2 separate regions of the Homo sapiens genome follow, and region 1 is linked to region 2. A link is a loop called in an ENCODE intact Hi-C map of the cell type or tissue named here. Cell type or tissue: natural killer cell. All regions are shown on one strand. Each heading gives the region's core, and the rest is flanking DNA. Links, peaks and the distances in the headings are about the cores only.

What was found. A loop is a pair of places that touch in the nucleus more often than their neighbours do. Peaks named below come from ENCODE experiments on the same cell type or tissue, not always from the same donor. Only the 100,000 strongest peaks of a DNase experiment are listed, where the experiment ranks them.
Region 1: a loop joins it to region 2, with 3 times the contacts of the local background. A loop is called at or near these places in 4 of 110 quality-filtered maps.

Annotation. Positions count from the first base shown.
Region 1 is chr1:27,864,909-27,873,359 of GRCh38, reverse strand. It overlaps THEMIS2 (thymocyte selection associated family member 2), which reads right to left and starts at 816. Exons shown (of 6, transcript NM_001105556.3): 1 at 695-816. The coding sequence starts at 788. RefSeq lists a silencer at 699-968, an enhancer at 3,642-3,691 and a cis regulatory region at 5,726-6,247. In natural killer cell, for the core only: no CTCF peak of the experiment used is centred there; DNase peaks (open chromatin) are centred at 509, 849, 4,129 and 4,629; H3K4me3 peaks cover 1,315 bases; H3K27ac peaks cover 2,581 bases.
Region 2 is chr1:27,988,162-27,996,612 of GRCh38, reverse strand. EYA3 (EYA transcriptional coactivator and phosphatase 3) reads left to right here. Exons shown (of 18, transcript NM_001990.4): 14 at 3,053-3,213; 15 at 6,802-6,916; 16 at 7,957-8,078. Among named protein-coding and RNA genes, the nearest start is that of XKR8, 32 kb to the right of the region's middle. In natural killer cell, for the core only: no CTCF peak of the experiment used is centred there; DNase peaks (open chromatin) are centred at 3,162, 4,132 and 5,502; H3K27ac peaks cover 4,594 bases.

The DNA of each region.
Region 1 (8,451 bases), core at 330-8,329, 120 kb after region 2:
CTGTCTTACCCTGCCCTCCACTGTCTGTTATTCCCTCACCGCTTGCTCCTTCAGGCAATGACTAGTGACTGTGCGCCTGCTGTGTGCCCATCCCTGTGAACCAGGCCGCTGCGGGCAGACGGCAGATGTACGGGGGCGTGCAAGGAGCAGAGAGCCAGGAAGGCTTCCGGGAGGAAGCGCCATTTAAGCTGAGAACTGAAGAGCTGATCAAATCAAGTACTGCCCATGGTCAAACAGAAGGCCAAGGTGGACGCAGGGACTGAAGGAAGGCAGTGTAGAGGAGGGCCGGGGGAGGAGTGGGAGGACACAGACGGGAAGACTGACCCTGCACTTCAGAATCAAGACGCAGCCACGACCACCAGCGGCCTAATGCTGCGTCCCGGCGCGGTCGGAGCTCTGTCCCATGCGCACCGCGGGGCCACCTAGGAGTGGCCCGGCTGCATCCACCTCCCGCGCCTCAACCCACTGACTTTTCATCACTACCCTGCGGGGCAGGTCAGCGGTCCCCGTTCCACGAAAGCAAAAGCCGAGGTCCAAAGAGGTTGAGTGCGGCCCCAAATCACACAGCTTGGCCAGTGGCAGTGTCGGGATTTGAACCCAGGGGCAGTTTCCCCGGATTGCTAACGTCTTCTCCGGGTCTCTGCCCCCGCCCCACACCAAGGGAGTGCTCGGAGGGGTTCCAGCCCCCGCTCACCCTCGAAGTAGACCCCCGAGCAGACCCGCAGCACGCGCGGGAGGGAGGCGGGGTCCAAGGCGCGCACGAAGTCCTGCAGCGGCACCGGCTCCATGGTCCCCGCGGCTCTCTGGGCTCAGACTGAGGGGCGGGCGGGCGGTCCCCGGGAGCCCTGCAGCCCCGCCCCGCCGATGCCCCGCCCCGCACGCCGAAGCCGCCCCGCCAGCCCGCGGGAGCCCTGCAGCCCCGCCCCGCCGAAGCCCCGCCCCCCGCCCCCTGCAGTACCCTATGGGGAAGGGGCGATGATGAAGATGAAGAAGTCCCAGACGCCCCCTCAGCAGTGCTCCCAGTTAGAAAAAGGGGACGCGGCCCGACTTGTTCTGCGTCTCATAGGAGGGACATGCCTCTGCCCTTTGGGTTTGAGGAGGGAGATGTAGTGTCAGGGCTCCCGAATGTCCCTCCAGGACACTCCATGGTCCTCTATCGGAAACCTCCTGGTGAAGGGGATCTCATTACCTCTCCAGAACTCCCATACTCTTTCGATAATTATTGTCTACGTTGGCCTCGAACTCCTGGACTCAAGTGATCCTCCCACCTCGGCCTCCCAAAGTGCTGGGATCACAGGTGTGATCCACCTGTGAGCCACCACGCCGGGCCTCACCAATTCTAGTTAAAAATTCTTCCTAAGGCTAAAGAGAAATCTGCTTAGAAGCCGGACCAACCACTTATCCTGACCCCACAGGCTCGGGATAAGCCTTTTCCATTTCCCTGTCCCTCAGGAGTCAGACCAACATAGGTTCAAATCCCAGGTCTCCTCTTGCTCGTTGTATGACGTTAGGCAAATCACTTTGATTGTGTGAACCTCAGTTTCTTACTCTCTAAAACAGGGAGAAGAGGGCCGGGCGCAATGGCTCACGCCTATAATCCCAGCACTTTGGGAGGCCGAGGCGGGTGGATCACCTGAGGTCAGGAGTTTGAGACCAGACTAACATGGTGAAAACCCGTTTCTACTAAAAATACAAAAAAACCTAGCCAGACGTGGTGGCACACACCTCTAATCCCAGCTACTCGGGAGGCTGAGGCAGGAGAATCGCTTGAACCTGGGAGGCAGAGGTTGCAGTGAGCCGAGATTGTACCATTGCACTCCAGCTTGGGCAACAAGAGCAAAACTCCGTCTCAAAAAACAAAAACAAAAACAAAAAAACAGGGAGAAGAGGCTGGGTGTGGCCTGTAATCCCAGCACTTTGGGAGACTGAGGCAGGAGGATCACTTGAGACCAGGAGTCCTAGACCACCCTGGGCAAACTAGCAAGACCCTGTCTCTTAAAAAAAAGAATAAAATAAAATAAGGCCAGGCGCGGTGGCTCACGCCTATAATCCTAGCACTTTGGGAGGGTGAGGCGGGCAGATCTCCTGAAGTCAGGAGTTCAAGACCAGCCTGGCCAATATGGCAAAACCCTGTCTCTACTAAAAATACAAAAAAATTACTGGGCACAATGACTCACGCCTGTAATCCCAGTACTTTGGGAGGCCAAGTTGGACAGATCACCTGAGGTCAGGAGTTCGAGACCAGCCTGACCAACAGGGAGAAACCCCGGCTCTACTAAAAATACAAAAGTAGCTGGGCGTGGTGGCACGTGCCTGTAATCCTATCTACTCAGGAGGCTGAGGCAGGAGAATCGCTTGAACCCGGGATGTGGAGTTTGCAGTGAGCCGAAATTGCATCATTACACTCCAGCTTGGGTAACAAGAGCAAAACTCTGTCTCAAAAAAAAAAAAAAATTAGCTGGGTGTGGTGGTGCGTGCCTGTAATCCCAGCTACTCGGGAGGCTGAGGCAGGAGAATCGCTTGAACCCGGGGGGGCAGAGGTTGCAGTGAGCCGAGATCACGCCACTTTACTCCAGCCTGGGTAACAGAGCAAGACTCCATCTCAAAAATAAATAAATAAATAAGTAAATAAATAAAATATCCAGGCATGGTGGCATGCACCTGCACTCTCAGCTACTCAGGAGACTGAGGCAGGAGGGTGGCTTGAGCCTGGGAGGTCGAGACTGCAGTGAGCTATGATCATGCCACTGCACTCCAGCCCCAGCCTAGGCAACAGAGTGAGAACCTGTCTCTAAAAAAATAAAAAAATAATAAAATAGGAGAAAGAATTATATCTCAGCAGATTGTGAGGATTGAATAAGATGATATAGGTATTGTGCAAAATGCCATATTTAGTTTTTTTGTCACTATAAAAGTAACAAAAGACTTTTAATCAAAGATAATAACAGAAGTTTAAAATACAATGAATAAATTCTAACTAAAGAACATTTGATTAATAAAAAGCAGGCATTCTTTACCCACCACCCAAAATACTTACACTAACTACTAATATTTTGTTGTGTTTCTTTCTAGTTTTTTTTTTTTTTTTTTTTTTTTTGAGAGGGGTGGGCGGTCTCATTCTGTCACCCAGGCTGGAGTGCAGTGCTGCACACACAGCTCACTGTAGCCCCCAACCTCCTGGGTCAGGCTTCACAAAAGTGAAGGGTCTTGCCTAAGGTTATGCCAAGTGGAGACACTGGGATTTTAACCCGGCTCTGCTAGGCTCCTCCTGCAGGCCAGAGAAAATGACCGTTCTTCACTTCTTTCCCAGGTGCTTAAGCAGATTGTGGAAGTTTGCTGGATTTCTGCTCAGCCCAGTTATGTCTAGAATTTCAGTAGAGGATGGGCTTTGGAGATAGACAGAGCTGGGCTCAAACCCTGGCTCCACTACTTCTTAGCTGTGTGACCTTGGGCAAGTCCCATACCCTCTCTGAGTCTCAGTCTCCTCTCCCTCTTTACAACCAAGGCTGGCAGGAGACAGGTGTTGGTAAAAATGTTAGTGTAACCCAGGCACATGGGGACATGCCCAGTACCCCATATCTACAATCATTACATGATATTGTTCTTTCCCAAGACCTCCTGTGCCTCTGACAAGAGTTCTCATCTTCTTTATTTCTCCCAACACTCTGCATTCTATTTGAGGAAATAAGACACTCAATGGGAACCTGACTTCCTTGCGGTTGCCCGTGTAATGGAGGAACTAAAATCTGAACCGAACCTGCAGGTGGTCACGGCCCAAGCCCTTTTCACTTCCCCAGGTTGGGAGCACCAGCCTGGGGATCTGTCCTTGGCTCCTCAAGAGCTGAATGGGGCAGAGAAAGAAGCTCAGATTCCCACAGTAGGACAGGGGCAGAAAGGAAGTCCCCCCGCCCCCACCAGCTGTGAGGAGGATGCCTCCAGCCACCGGGAACAGAAGTTCCTCATTTCATCAACCCATCTCTGTCAGCTTTTGGACTCTGAAGGTGGATGGCTCAGGACCTCCTTTGGACAGTGCAGGAGGCAGCTGGCCACAGCGGCAGGGTGACAGGATGGGGTCAGACCCGTGCCTGCTGTGTGGCACCACACACTCCGGTATATGATGTGTCACGTGACTTGGTGTTTTTCAGCAACTTGCCAGGCAGGATGTGGGGTCCTCCCTCTCCTCCCGTGTTTCCTCCCACTGTAGAGGAAGGTAAGGGCCTAACACTGACACAGCACTGGGCAGCGGTTGTTAAGGTGTCCTGCCATCCACTTCAACACCCACCGGCGTGGCCCACTCACCCAAAGCGGTGGGAAACATCCCAGCAGCCAGCAGGGTCAAGGGCAGTGTGGCAGGGACAGGGAGAATGCCTGTGCTCTGAGGGCGAGGGATGGAGGCCCAGCACATCCCTGAGCCTGCAGAAGGGCTGGAAGCCCTCCGCATGCTGGCTGGAAGTTACCAGTGTCCCTACCGTGTGATGCTGCCAAGCAGTTTGCCACTCAGTGATACTCCAGGCACCCAGGCTGCCCACCAGAGCAGATACACGCCTGGCCTGTGGGTCCCGAAGTTGTCCTCGAGTTGCTCCCTCACTGGGAGAGCAAGATCCACCAGCTGGCCCAATGGCTTCATGGCGCCCTTCCGCAATGACCACAATACAAAGACGGCACCACAGCAGCCCACAGGTCTCCTGCAGAAATGCTCACAGTTCCCAGGCGCGACGGTGGCAAAAGGGCATGTCTTGTCTTGTAACTGTTTTCTGGATTTTCCAGAACACAGTTTGAGTACTTAAAAGAAATTTTTTTCTTCCAGTCTGGAGCCTTGTCTTATTTTTAATTTTTAAATGTTTTTTAGAGACAGGGTCTGGCTATTTTGCCCCCTCTGCCCTTGAATTACTTTCATATTAACAAAAACAACATGAACAGACCCTGCATGGCCCCTCTGAGACAACTGTGGAGATCATGGGGGAGGGGTTCTCCCCCCAGTGCAGGTTTTCACAGGAGTAAAATAGGTCACTTTCGGGAAAAGATGCTCAGCATATCTTTTTTTTTTTTTTTTTGAGATGGAGTCTCGCTCTTGTCACCCAGGCTGGAGTGCACTGGTGTGATCTTGGCTCACTGCAACCTCCGCCTCCTGGGTTCAAGTGATTCTTCTGCCTCAGCCTCTCGAGTAGCTGGGATTACAGACGTGCCCACCACGCCCAGCTAATTTTTTTGTATTTTTACTAGAGACAGGGTTTCGCCATGTTGGGAAGGCTGGTCTCGAACTCCTGACCTCAGGTGATCCACCTGCCTCGGCCTCCCAAAATGCTGGGATTACAGGCGTAAGCCACTGCACCCGGCCAATGCTCAGCATATCTTTAAGGAGGCAGGCGTGTCTGCTTGTAAAGCCTCAGAGGGCTGGCTCATGCTCCTGTGTGGTGGAAAATTAGTTCGACTCCCCTCTTGGCTTTTTTCTTTTGTTTTCTTTTTTTTCGAGATGGAGTTTCACTCTTGTTGCCCAGGCTGGAGTGCAATGGTGCGATCTTGGCTCACTGCAACCTCCGCCTCCCAGGTTCAAGCAATTTTCCTGCCTCAGCCTCCCGAGTAGCTGGGATTACAGGCATGAGCCACCATGCCTGGCTAATTCTGTATTTTTAGTAGAGATGGGGTTTCTCTGTGTTGGTCAGGCTGGTCTTGAACTTCCAACCTCAGGTGATCCACCCGCCTCGGCCTCCCAAAGTGCTTGGATTACAGGCATGAGCCACCACACCAGCGCAAAACCCTTAATTAAAAGAAATTAAGGAGTGTGTAAGCAGAAACTCAGTTGTATGTAAGAAAACCCAGTTCCCCCGAGGAAGAGAAAGAGCTGGAGTCCTTTAAAAATTAACTGCCTGTGTTTCTGTGGCTAGTGAGTCTTATCTGTCCCTTTCCCAGACATTGTGACAACCCTGTTTCTCTAGATGTGCAGCTGCAAGGTCACTAGGCAGATAAACTCAAGTCACAAAACGTGTTTTTCCTTGAAAAATAAGAAATGATGTAATACGTGTCTCAATTGATTAAATAACTGCCTTTGTTTCTCGCTTCTGTAGTATGCTTCCGCCTGCACAGTTCTCCCCCCGCCCCACGAAATGCTTAAAAGGTAACTTAACTCTTTGTTCAAGGCTCAGTCCTTTGCATGTTAATCTGACTGGGCCGGTGCACCTAAATAATTAACAAATATCCTCCTGAACCCCATAGATCTCTCTGATTCCTTATAAATCCAGCAACACTGTCACCCAGGCTGGAGTGCAGTAGTGCAATCACGGCTCACTGCAGCCTCAACCTCCCAGGCTTAAGCAATCCTCCCACCTAAGCCTGGTGCATGCCACCATGCCCAGCTAATTTTTTTTTTTTTTTTTTTTAATTTGAGACAGAGTCTCACTCTGTCGCCCAGGCTGGAGTGCAGTGGCGCGATCTCGGCTCACTGCAAGCTCTGCCTCCTGGGTTCACGCCATTCTCCTGCCTCAGCCTCCTGAGTAGCTGGGACTACAGGCGCCTGTCACCACGCCCGGCTAATTTTTTGTGTTTTTTAGTAGAGATGGGGTTTCACCGTGTTAGCCAGGATGGTCTCGATCTCCTGACCTCGTGATCCACCCACTGCGGCCTCCCAAAGTGCTGGGATTACAGGCATGAGCCACCATGCCCGGCCCATGCCCAGCTAATTTTTAAACCTTTTTTTATAGAGAAGGAATTTTGCTATGTTGCCCAGGCTGGTCTTGAACTCCTGGGCTCCAACAATCCTCCAGCCTCAACCTCCCAAAGTGCTGGGATTACAGGCATGAACCACCATGCCCGGCCCATACAATGAATATTATTCAGCCTTAAAAAGGTATAAAACTATGACACACGCCACAATATGGAGGAAACTTCTGGACATTACGCTCAGTGAAATAGGCCCATCACGAAACGACAAACACTGTATGATTCCACTCAGATGAGGAACCTAGAGTCGTGAAATTCATAGAAAGTCAAAGGGAGGCCTGGTGCAGTGGCTCACGCCTGTAATCTCAACACTTTGGGAGGCTGAGGCGGGTGGATCACCTGAGGTCAGGGGTTCAAGACCAGCCTGGTCAACATGGTGAAACCCGGTCTCTACTAAAAATACAAAAATTAGCTGGGCATGGTAGCGGGTGCCTGTAATCTCAGCTACTTGGGAGGCTGAGGCAGGAGAATCTCTTGAACCTGGGAGGCAGAGGTCGCAGTGGGCTGAGATCAAGCCACTTCACTCCAGCCCAGGCGACAGAGCAAAACTCCGTCTCAGCAAAACAAAAAAAGAAGAAAGTCAAAGGGTGGCTTTTCCCCAGCCACTGGGGGAACGGGGAATTTGGGAGTTGTTGTTTAATGGGTGAAGAGTTTCAGTTTTGCAAGATGCAAATGTCCTAGAGATTGGTTGTTTGCACAATGTGAACATACTTAACACGACTGAATTATACACTTAAAAATGATTAAGGGCCAGGCGCGGTGGCTCAAACCTGTAATCCCAGCACTTTGGGAGGCCGAGGCAGGGGGATCACGAGGTCAGGAGATCGAGACCATCCTGGCTAACACATGAAACCCCATCTCTACTAAAAATACAAAAAAATTAGCTGGGCATGGTGGCGGGCGCCTGTAGTCCCAGCTACTCGGGAGGCTGAGGCAGGAGAACGGCATGAGCCCGGGGGGCGGAGCTTGCAGTGAGCCAAGATCAAGCCACTGCACTCCAGTCTGGGCAACAGAGCGAGACTCCGTCTCAAAAAAAAAAAAAAAAAAAAAAGATTAAGGGCACATTTCTCAAGGTCTCCTGAGGACTGTGTCATGAATTTTTTTTTAACTGTTAAGATGGCAATTTTTTTTTTTTTGAGACAGTCTTGCTCTGTCACCCAGGCTGGAGTGCAGTGATGCGATCTCGGCTCACTGCTACCTCTGCCTCCCGTGTTCAAGCAATCCTCCTGCCTCAGCCACCTGAGTAGCTGGGATTACAGGTACCCGCCACTATGCCCAGCTACTTTGTGTATTTCTAGTAGAGACGGGGTCTTGCCATGTTGGCCAGGCTGGTCTTGAATTCCTAACCTCAGGTGATCTGCCTGCCTCGGCCTCCCAAAGTGCTGGGATTACAGGGGTGAACCACCACACCCGGCCAAGATGGTTAATTTTATGTTACGTGTATTTTACCACATTTTTTTTTAAAGACTGCTTCTAACCCTAAACCCAAAGTGTAGCATTGTTTATTCTTCAGCAGTGGTCTGGCTGGTATTGAGTTCCCGGTTGAAACAATGTTCCCCGCAAATTTGGAAGCATTGGTTCCATGGTTTTGCAGTCCTTTTTTTTTTTTTTGGAGACGGAGTTTTACTGTTGTTGCCCAGGCTGGAGTGCAGTGGTACTATCTCCGCTCACCACCACCTCCGCCTCCCGGATTCAAGCAATTCTACTGCCTCAGCCTCCCGAGTAGCTGGGATT
Region 2 (8,451 bases), core at 279-8,278:
ATACCACCTTAATAAGGACCTAGTCAGGTAGAGCTGAGAATATTGGAAGGTTTCACTTTCAGGTACAGCATCCAGTTGTACATGTTGTGGTGTCACATGGTCATGGAGGGCACAATTCTTATGACACTTTACTGTTCTTTTCAGGGAAAAGTCTGGTCTGAAGAGTTTATATTCTGCTCTGAACCCCAGTTGTTTTTTTTCCTCTTATACGTGTGGCTAACCAGTAATTACTTATCATGTCTTAGCAGCTATATTTTCTTAAGCACAGAATCTCACTCTTAGCATATTGGGATCTATTTTAACTTTTGATTGAACCAAGTTGTTCAGTCATTTTTAGATCTTTACTTATGAAATATTAATCCTTCCTAGTTTGTATAATTGTATTATCTGTTGCTATGCAACAAATTACTCCAGAGTTTAGTACCTTAAAACAGTTAAATGGCCAGATGCAGTGGCTTACGCCTGTAATCCCAGCACTTCAGGAGGCCAGTGCGGGCCAATCACTTGAGGTCAGGAGTTCGAGACTAGCCTGGCTAACATGGCGAAACCCCGTCTCTACTAAAAATACAAAAATTAGCCAGGCGTGGTGGCATGCGCCTGTAGTCCCAGCTACTTGGGAGGCTGAGGCAGGAGAATTGCTTGAAACCGGGAGGCAGAAGTTGTAGTGAGCCGAGATCACGCCCCTGCACTCCAACCTGGGTGACAGAGTGAGACTCCGTCTTAAAAAACAAACAAATAATGAAACATTTATCCTCTCACAGCTTCTGTAGGTGAGGAACTTAAAAGTGACCTAGCTAGTTTTTCTTTTTAAGAAATACTTAATATTTTTTATTTTATTTTAATTTATTCATTTTATTAATATTTACTCAATTTCTTTGTTCATTTTTATTTTTTATTTTTGGCTGGAGTGCAATGGCACCATCTCGGCTCATTGTAACCCCTGTCCCTGGCCTCCCTCAAGCAATCCTCCCACCCCAGCCCCCAAAATAGCTAGGACCATAGGCGCATGCCACCACTCCTGGCTAATTTTTTGTATTTTTAGTAGAGGCAAGAGTGCCATGTTGCCCACACTTGTCTCGAACTCCTGAGCTTAAGCAATCTACCCACCTCAGCCCCTCAAAGTGCTGGGATTACAGGTGTGAGCAACTACACCCAGCTTGTACTCATTGTCTTTTTTTTTTTTTTTTTTTTCCTTTTAAGATAGGGTCTCGCTCTGGCACCCAGGCTGGAGTGCAGTGTTGTGATCATATATGGCTTGCTGTAGCTTCACCCTCCCAGGCTTAAATGATCCTCCCACCCCAGCCTTCTGAGTAGCTGGGCCCACAGGCGCATGCCACCATACCCAGCTAATATTTCCATTTTTTTTTTTTTTAGAGATGGGGGTCTCCCTGTGTTGCCCAGGCTGGTCTCGAACTCCTGGACCCAAGTGATCCCCCCTCATTGGCCTCCCAAAGTGCTGGGATTATAGACATGAGCCACCACACCCAGCCTACTTAAAGGATTTTAAATCTAGAAAATCTATTGTTAATTTATTTTTTCACTGTTACAAATTTTATTTTGTCAAGGTAAAATATACATATACATATAGAATTTACCATCTTTATCATTTTTTAAGTGTACAGAAGTGGTTCCTTTTTTTTTTTTTTCCAAAGAGACGGGGCCTGCTCTGTTGCCCAGGCTAAGGTGCAATGGTGCAATCATAGTTCCCAATAGCCTCCTGGGCTCAAGTGGTCCTCTCACTTCAGCCTCGTAAGTAGCTAGGATAACAGGTACACACCACCATACCTGACTAATTAAAAAATTTTTTTCTTAGAGATGGGATCTTGCTATGTTGCCCAGGCTGGTCTCAAACTCCTGGCCTCAAGCAATCCTCCCATTTCAGCCTCCCAAATAGTTGGAATTACAGGCACCAGCCACTGCACCTGGCCAGGGGTAGTTCTTTTCCCCCCGCAAGCTGAAGTGCAGTGGCGTGATCTTGGCTCATTGCAACCTCTGCCTTCCAATCTCAAGCGATTCTCCTTCCTCAGTCTCCCGAGTAGCTGGGACTACAGGCATGCGCCACCACACCCAGCTAATTTTTGTATTTTTTGTAAAGACAGGGTTTCACCATGTTGGCCGAGGCGGGACCTCAGGAGATCCACCCGCCTCGGCCTCCCAAAGTGCTGGGATTATAGGCATGAGCCACTGCATTCAGCCCCAGAGGTAGTTCTCAATTAGAGTTTCTGGGGTTGAAATCAAGATGTTGGCTAGAGCTCTAATCATCTGAAAGCTTAACTGGAGCTGGAGAATGTGCTTCCAATCTCTGACATGTGGCTGATGACAGAAGGCTTTAGTTCCTCATTACACATACCTCTCCATGGGGCTGCTTGAATGTTCTCACGTGACAGCTGGCTTCTTCCAGAGCAAGTGCTCCAAGAGAGAGCAGAAGAAGCCTAGTCTCTGAAGCCTAACACTATCAGTTTTATCACTTTCTATTTATATTTTAAGTATAGTCCATACCCAAGGGGAGCAGAATTAGAAGAGAGGAATATCAAAGAATTTGTAGATATATTTTGAAGCTACCACAGTGACCTATGAACATAAACCAGCCAGCAGATCACTTAAGGAAATATCTGCCATTATCTTACCATTGTTAGCATTTTAGCCTATTTCCTTTCATTATTTTTTCATGTTTCTCCTTTTTACATAGTTGCAATCACTGTGTGTGTAAGTGTACTCACAAAATTTTATATTCTGCTTTTTTCACTGTGTGGTTATTTTCTGTCATTAGTGAAAAAGATGCCTTATCCCAAGTCAACCTCTAAGGAATGCTGGTGCTTGAATTGTTTCTACCTTTCATTCCCTCTCTCATTTCAGTCCTTTCTTTGATAGAAGTAATAAGTGTGAGATAGAGAACTAATGAAAGATAGACTCTGACATACAGAGATTAAGGAAGAAGATCCTTAAAGCCATTGGCCTTATTTATCAGATACCAAGAACCCAACCAAATAGCACTCAAACAAAAACTTTATGCTGTATAAATTTTAATTTTTATTATCTTCTCTCCTTGCAGCAACTACAGTTTCTCAACAGATGGTTTCAGTGGCTCAGGAGGTAGTGGCAGCCATGGTTCATCTGTGGGTGTTCAGGGAGGTGTGGACTGGATGAGGAAACTAGCTTTCCGCTACCGGAAAGTGAGAGAAATCTATGATAAGCATAAAAGCAACGTGGGTGGTAAGTGTGGCATATAACCAGTCTGATTCTCTGTTTCTTCCTGGTTTCCTCCTTTTCTTTCCAGGGATTCCTTAGATTCCCCATGACAACTGCTTATAAATTATGCCACAGTTATATGTTAAACTCTGTATTTAAAAAAATAGAGGTTTGGTTGAAACCTTTTGGGAGGAAGCTCTATATTTCTAACGGGCTTCTCTAAGCATAATTTTGGAAAGTTCTCTTGTTGTCTTTGGACAAATGCCTTTTTAAAGGAAACATGTTCTGTAGATTATGTTTGATGACATGTATCACAACTGCTGTCAACGCTAGTTAATAGGGTGCCACATTTTTTTTTTTGGCTGGTTTATATAACTATCAGGACAAGTTAAGTAGAACTAGCTAGTAACTTTTCGTGGACAGAAATCTAGGTCCAGGATTGTAGGTTGGTAGTATCAATGTGTTGTGATTTAAAGAATCTTGGAAATTCTTTCTGACCAGAAATATTTCAAATGCCAGATGCCACTAAGCCTAAAATTCTATTATTTAGAATTAATTAATCATAGATTGTTTGAATTAAAAGAGACAGAAGTCTAATCTGAATTCCTCATTTTACAGTTGAGAAAAGTGATGTCCATCATAGGGGTAGTGGGGGCAGCTTATTCATGGTCACATTGCAAATTTGTAACCATACCATGTTTGAAATTCACATTCCCTAACTTTTTGGTCCAGTGCACTTTCATGCAGCTCCTTTTATAGTGAGGTACTCTTTTGAGAAAATATTTAAAACTGTAAACCATCACCATCAAAGATACAAATACATACAAAATGTTGCTCAAAGATTCAGGGATTACATAGCCTGCCTAGAGCAGGGGTCCCCAATTCCCGGGCCTCAGACTGATACCAGTCAGCGGCCTGTTAGCAACCAGGCAGCACAGCCACATAGCAGGAAGTGAGCAGGCCGGCAAGTGAGTATTACTGCCTGAGCTCCACTTCCTGTCAGATCAGTGGCGGCATTAGATTCTCATAGGAGTACAAACCCTATTGTGAACTGCACATGCAAGGGATCTAGTTGCATGTTCCTTATGAAAATCTAACTAATGCCTGATGATCTGAGGTGGAACAATTTCATCTCGAAACCTCTCGCCCCCCACCCAGGTCCATGGAAAAATTGTCCTCTACGAAACTGGTCCCTGGTGCTGAAAAGGTTGAGGACTGCTGGCCTAGAGGTATTTTACTCAAGGTCAAGAGCCCTTGTACTATACTATGCTGCCTTACAATATGGCGCAGAAAGTAGGAACAAGACTTTACAGATCAATTTGGTTCATTTCAGTTACAGCTCTCTAATACCAGATAAAAATCATGGGCTTCCAGACTTCAGGAATCTAATTTACTTTTTTCAGATTCCCCTTTTTGTTGCTTATTTCTTCTCATGATTCAAAGCCAGTATTTTTTATTTTGGTAACTCCACATCTTTTTGCATTTTCTTTCTCACAAACATTAGCCTTTCTTTTGTTAGTTTTCATATACAGCCTGAGTCTCTTTATCTTTTCCCTGCCCAATGCCTGGACCTGGTTTCCTGAACAAAGCGATGTAACCCTGTGTGAGAATCCTCTGAGCCTACTTTGGAGAATAGATTAAAATTAATGGCCAGCTGTATGTTTTGTACAATATGAATTGATGAAAGCGCCACATCATGTATTAGTTGAGTATATCATATATAGGTACTGGTTTTGTTGTCGTTTTGTTTTATCCAAAATGTTAAGAGTCATCTAATTCTAGGCTTACATTGTGGAACCATCAATCTGAAAACAAATTATACTCCAGTTCTCCTCCTCACAAAAATGCCATCTGCTTTTATGGAGTATTACTAATAGAATACAGGATTTTTTTTTAACCTTCACTGTAGAAAATTCAGATCCAGATTTACTGCTTGAATATTTTAACTGAAGTGTCTGAGAGCAGGCTCCCATCATATGAGCTCTCTTTTGTGCTTAGATATCTAGTCTTGGGTAGTGTTTTAGTGTCTTATCAGTTGGAGTTGTTTCAGAAGTACAGTATGGAGAATTAGTCATTCAACCTGGAATTTCATGTCAACATGTTCTGAAGCAAGTGGACAAGTAGTCACCATGGAAGTTCTGTGGAGTAGTGGAAAGACTTCTTAAGACCAAAAGCTGCAAACTTACTGTGTAATCTTAGGGCCCTTTTTTTCATTGGGTTTCGTTTCTTTACAGAGAGATTAGAAATGCTAAGGACTCTTCTAGCTGTAACACTAATTTTTCGCACTTTGGTTCTTGATGTCATGTTCTAAGCAGTGCAATTCAAAGTGTGGTCAACCAGTCTGCAAAAGATATGCTATTGGTTGGTGATGAAAGAAGGAGCTTGCACCAGAATCTAAATTATTTCTGTCAGCTGATTTTATTGTTGTTATTGTGTCCCCGTAACAAGATTTTTCTAAAAATTTATCTTTGCCTGAACATCCCCAAAACACTGTGATAAAGAAAGTAAAAATGGCATTCTGGGTAGCACTACTCTAAGGTTTCTCCAAGAAGAGAAATTAAAAAAAAAAAAAATGCCAGGCACGGTGGCTCACACCTGTAATCCCAGCAGTTTGGGAGGCCAAGGTGGGTGGATCATGAGATCAGGAGTTCAAGACCAGCCTGGCCAATATGATGAAACCCCATCTCTACTAAAAATACAAAAATTAGCTGGGTGTGGTGGCAGCTGCCTATAATCCCAGCTACTCAGGAGGCTGAAGCAGAGAATTGCTTGAACCTGGGAGGCGGAGGTTGCAGTAAGCTGAGATTGCACCACTACACTACAGCCTGGGCGACAGAGCAAGACTCCATCTCAGAAAAAAAAAAAAAAAAAGGACAACTGGTCTTATCTTGACACCAAGAACCACACTTCCAAATCCTTGTTCACTCACGCCAACACTGGCCTCCCGACAAATTAGGAGATGTTCAAGGAGAAACACGAGGTTGCCATGCTAGGGGCACCCCATAGCTCTGCTCCCTTGATGTCCTCTGTGATCCACATCTGCAGTGAGACCTCCATGCCCAAACCCTGTTCAAAATGCTCTTCATAAACTAGTGCTTCCTGGGCTTCATAGCATTAGTGTACTGCATGAAGTCTAGGGACAGGAAGATGGTGGGTGATGTGACCGGGGCGCAGGCCTGTGCCTCCACCACCAAGTGCTTGAACATCTGTACCCTGTTCCTCGACATCCCTGTGGTCATTGCACTCATCATGCTTTTCACCACTAGCTCAGTGATAATCTTCCAAGCAATTTCTCAGAAGATAAAGGATCTCCAAGGCCAGTAGTAGAGCCCATGTACTCCACTGCTGACCCTGCACCCTGGGGCTGTTGGTCCTGCCCTTTTGACCCCACCCCTATATACAGCAGTTTATATTCACCTGTCTACAATGGAATTCAATAAAGCACATGTGTTCATGGGAAAAAAATACGTATATGTATATATATATATATAAACATACTCAGTAGAATATTTCAGTGACTCACACTTTTTAAATTGAATTTAGAAGTTGCTTTCTCACTGTCAGCAAATATATGTTGTCAAATGATAAATGTGTCTGCTTTTATTCCTAAAGGTCTCCTCAGTCCCCAGAGGAAGGAAGCACTGCAGAGATTAAGAGCAGAAATTGAAGTTTTAACAGATTCCTGGTTAGGAACTGCATTAAAGTCCTTACTTCTCATCCAGTCCAGGTATGGAAATGGTTCTTTTAGGTCTCATCCTCTCAGCGACATATTCTTCTACTCCAGTTCAGGATAAGCCATTCTCTAAAATAGGGTTTGGGATAGGGGTAGAGAGGAGTTTAAATGATGTAGGGAAGTATTTGTGTTAGGTGAGAAGCAAGGTCATTTTATGTTAACAGCACAACTTCTAGTTTTAAGAGAATATTTATATATGAAATCCTTTTTCTTTCTCCTTACTTTTTGCTCACGAAATTAAAACTCAGTAACCCATAATCTCTTGTCCATAAGTTGGACCTGGTGACGTCAAAGAATACATGGAGGAGATGTTATTACAATGTCCTAGGTACAGGAAGCTCCAAGAAATGTATCCAAACCCACTAAAGAAGGCAAGATTCAAAAGAAAAAGGGTACATTAAGCAGATTAAGGAGATTTCAACGTGAAGCTTAGACTGGGAAATAAATGCACCAGTCTGTGTCTGCACCAATACCCTATTACTCCCTCCCGCAAAGCAGTAATTCCAGATCCACAACGTAGTAAACAGTAAAGCTGACACCAAGGAGTGGATATCTGGTGAAGGTAAAGGACATATAAAATTAATGTGTATTCTAGAATCTATGTTGCTATTGTGTGAAGAGCAAAGCGAACACAAATCATATCTCATTTATGGACTGACTTGCATTCAGATGAAAGAGTACAGCTCAGAGCTTTTTGTTGTTTGTTTTCTAAAATATGCTATCAGTGACATGGGTTGGTGGTATTTATCAAGTACTTGTGACTAGAATGGTCAGAGGGGAAAGAAGGCAAGAACTAAGTTGTTGCTGTGTGTCCACTAAGATAACAAAAATGAGTAGAATCTCTGCCCTTTAATATAGAAAGTAAATGAACATGAAATAATGAGTAGTAGCTGAACATTGGCTCTGAACAGTATAATACCAGGTCCTTTAAAGTTAATTTTTAATAATTAAATTCTAAAGAGTTGGCACATACGAATTCTTGCTCCCAGGTTGGTTTAGTTTCACCTTTTCTTTTCCCTTTTACTCCCTTATAGAAAGAATTGTGTGAATGTTCTGATCACTACCACCCAGCTGGTTCCAGCCCTGGCCAAGGTTCTCCTATATGGACTAGGAGAAATATTTCCTATTGAGAACATCTATAGTGCTACCAAAATTGGTATGGTTTCTATGCTGTTTCTTGTCACTGGCCTTGCAATAAAACTTTCTACTCATGATGCACCTATTATTTTCTAGCCCCTCTTGTTAGACACTTTATTTGTAATACCTACAGTCCTCACAACAGTCTTCTAATATTTTCAGTAATGCAATTGAGGCTTAGTAGTTATATAGCTTGCTCAGGTTCTCACAGCTAGTAAGTTACATAAGCATGCTCTTTGATAATATTTGAAAGAACATAATATCTAGCTTAGAAATCTAGTTTTGCCTCATTTCAAGTTTCTCTTTTTCACAGAGAGTATGTAGTATAATAGAAAAAGCACTAGGTTAAAAATCAAGCTTCTAAACTATATACCTAAAAATGGTGGCCAGAC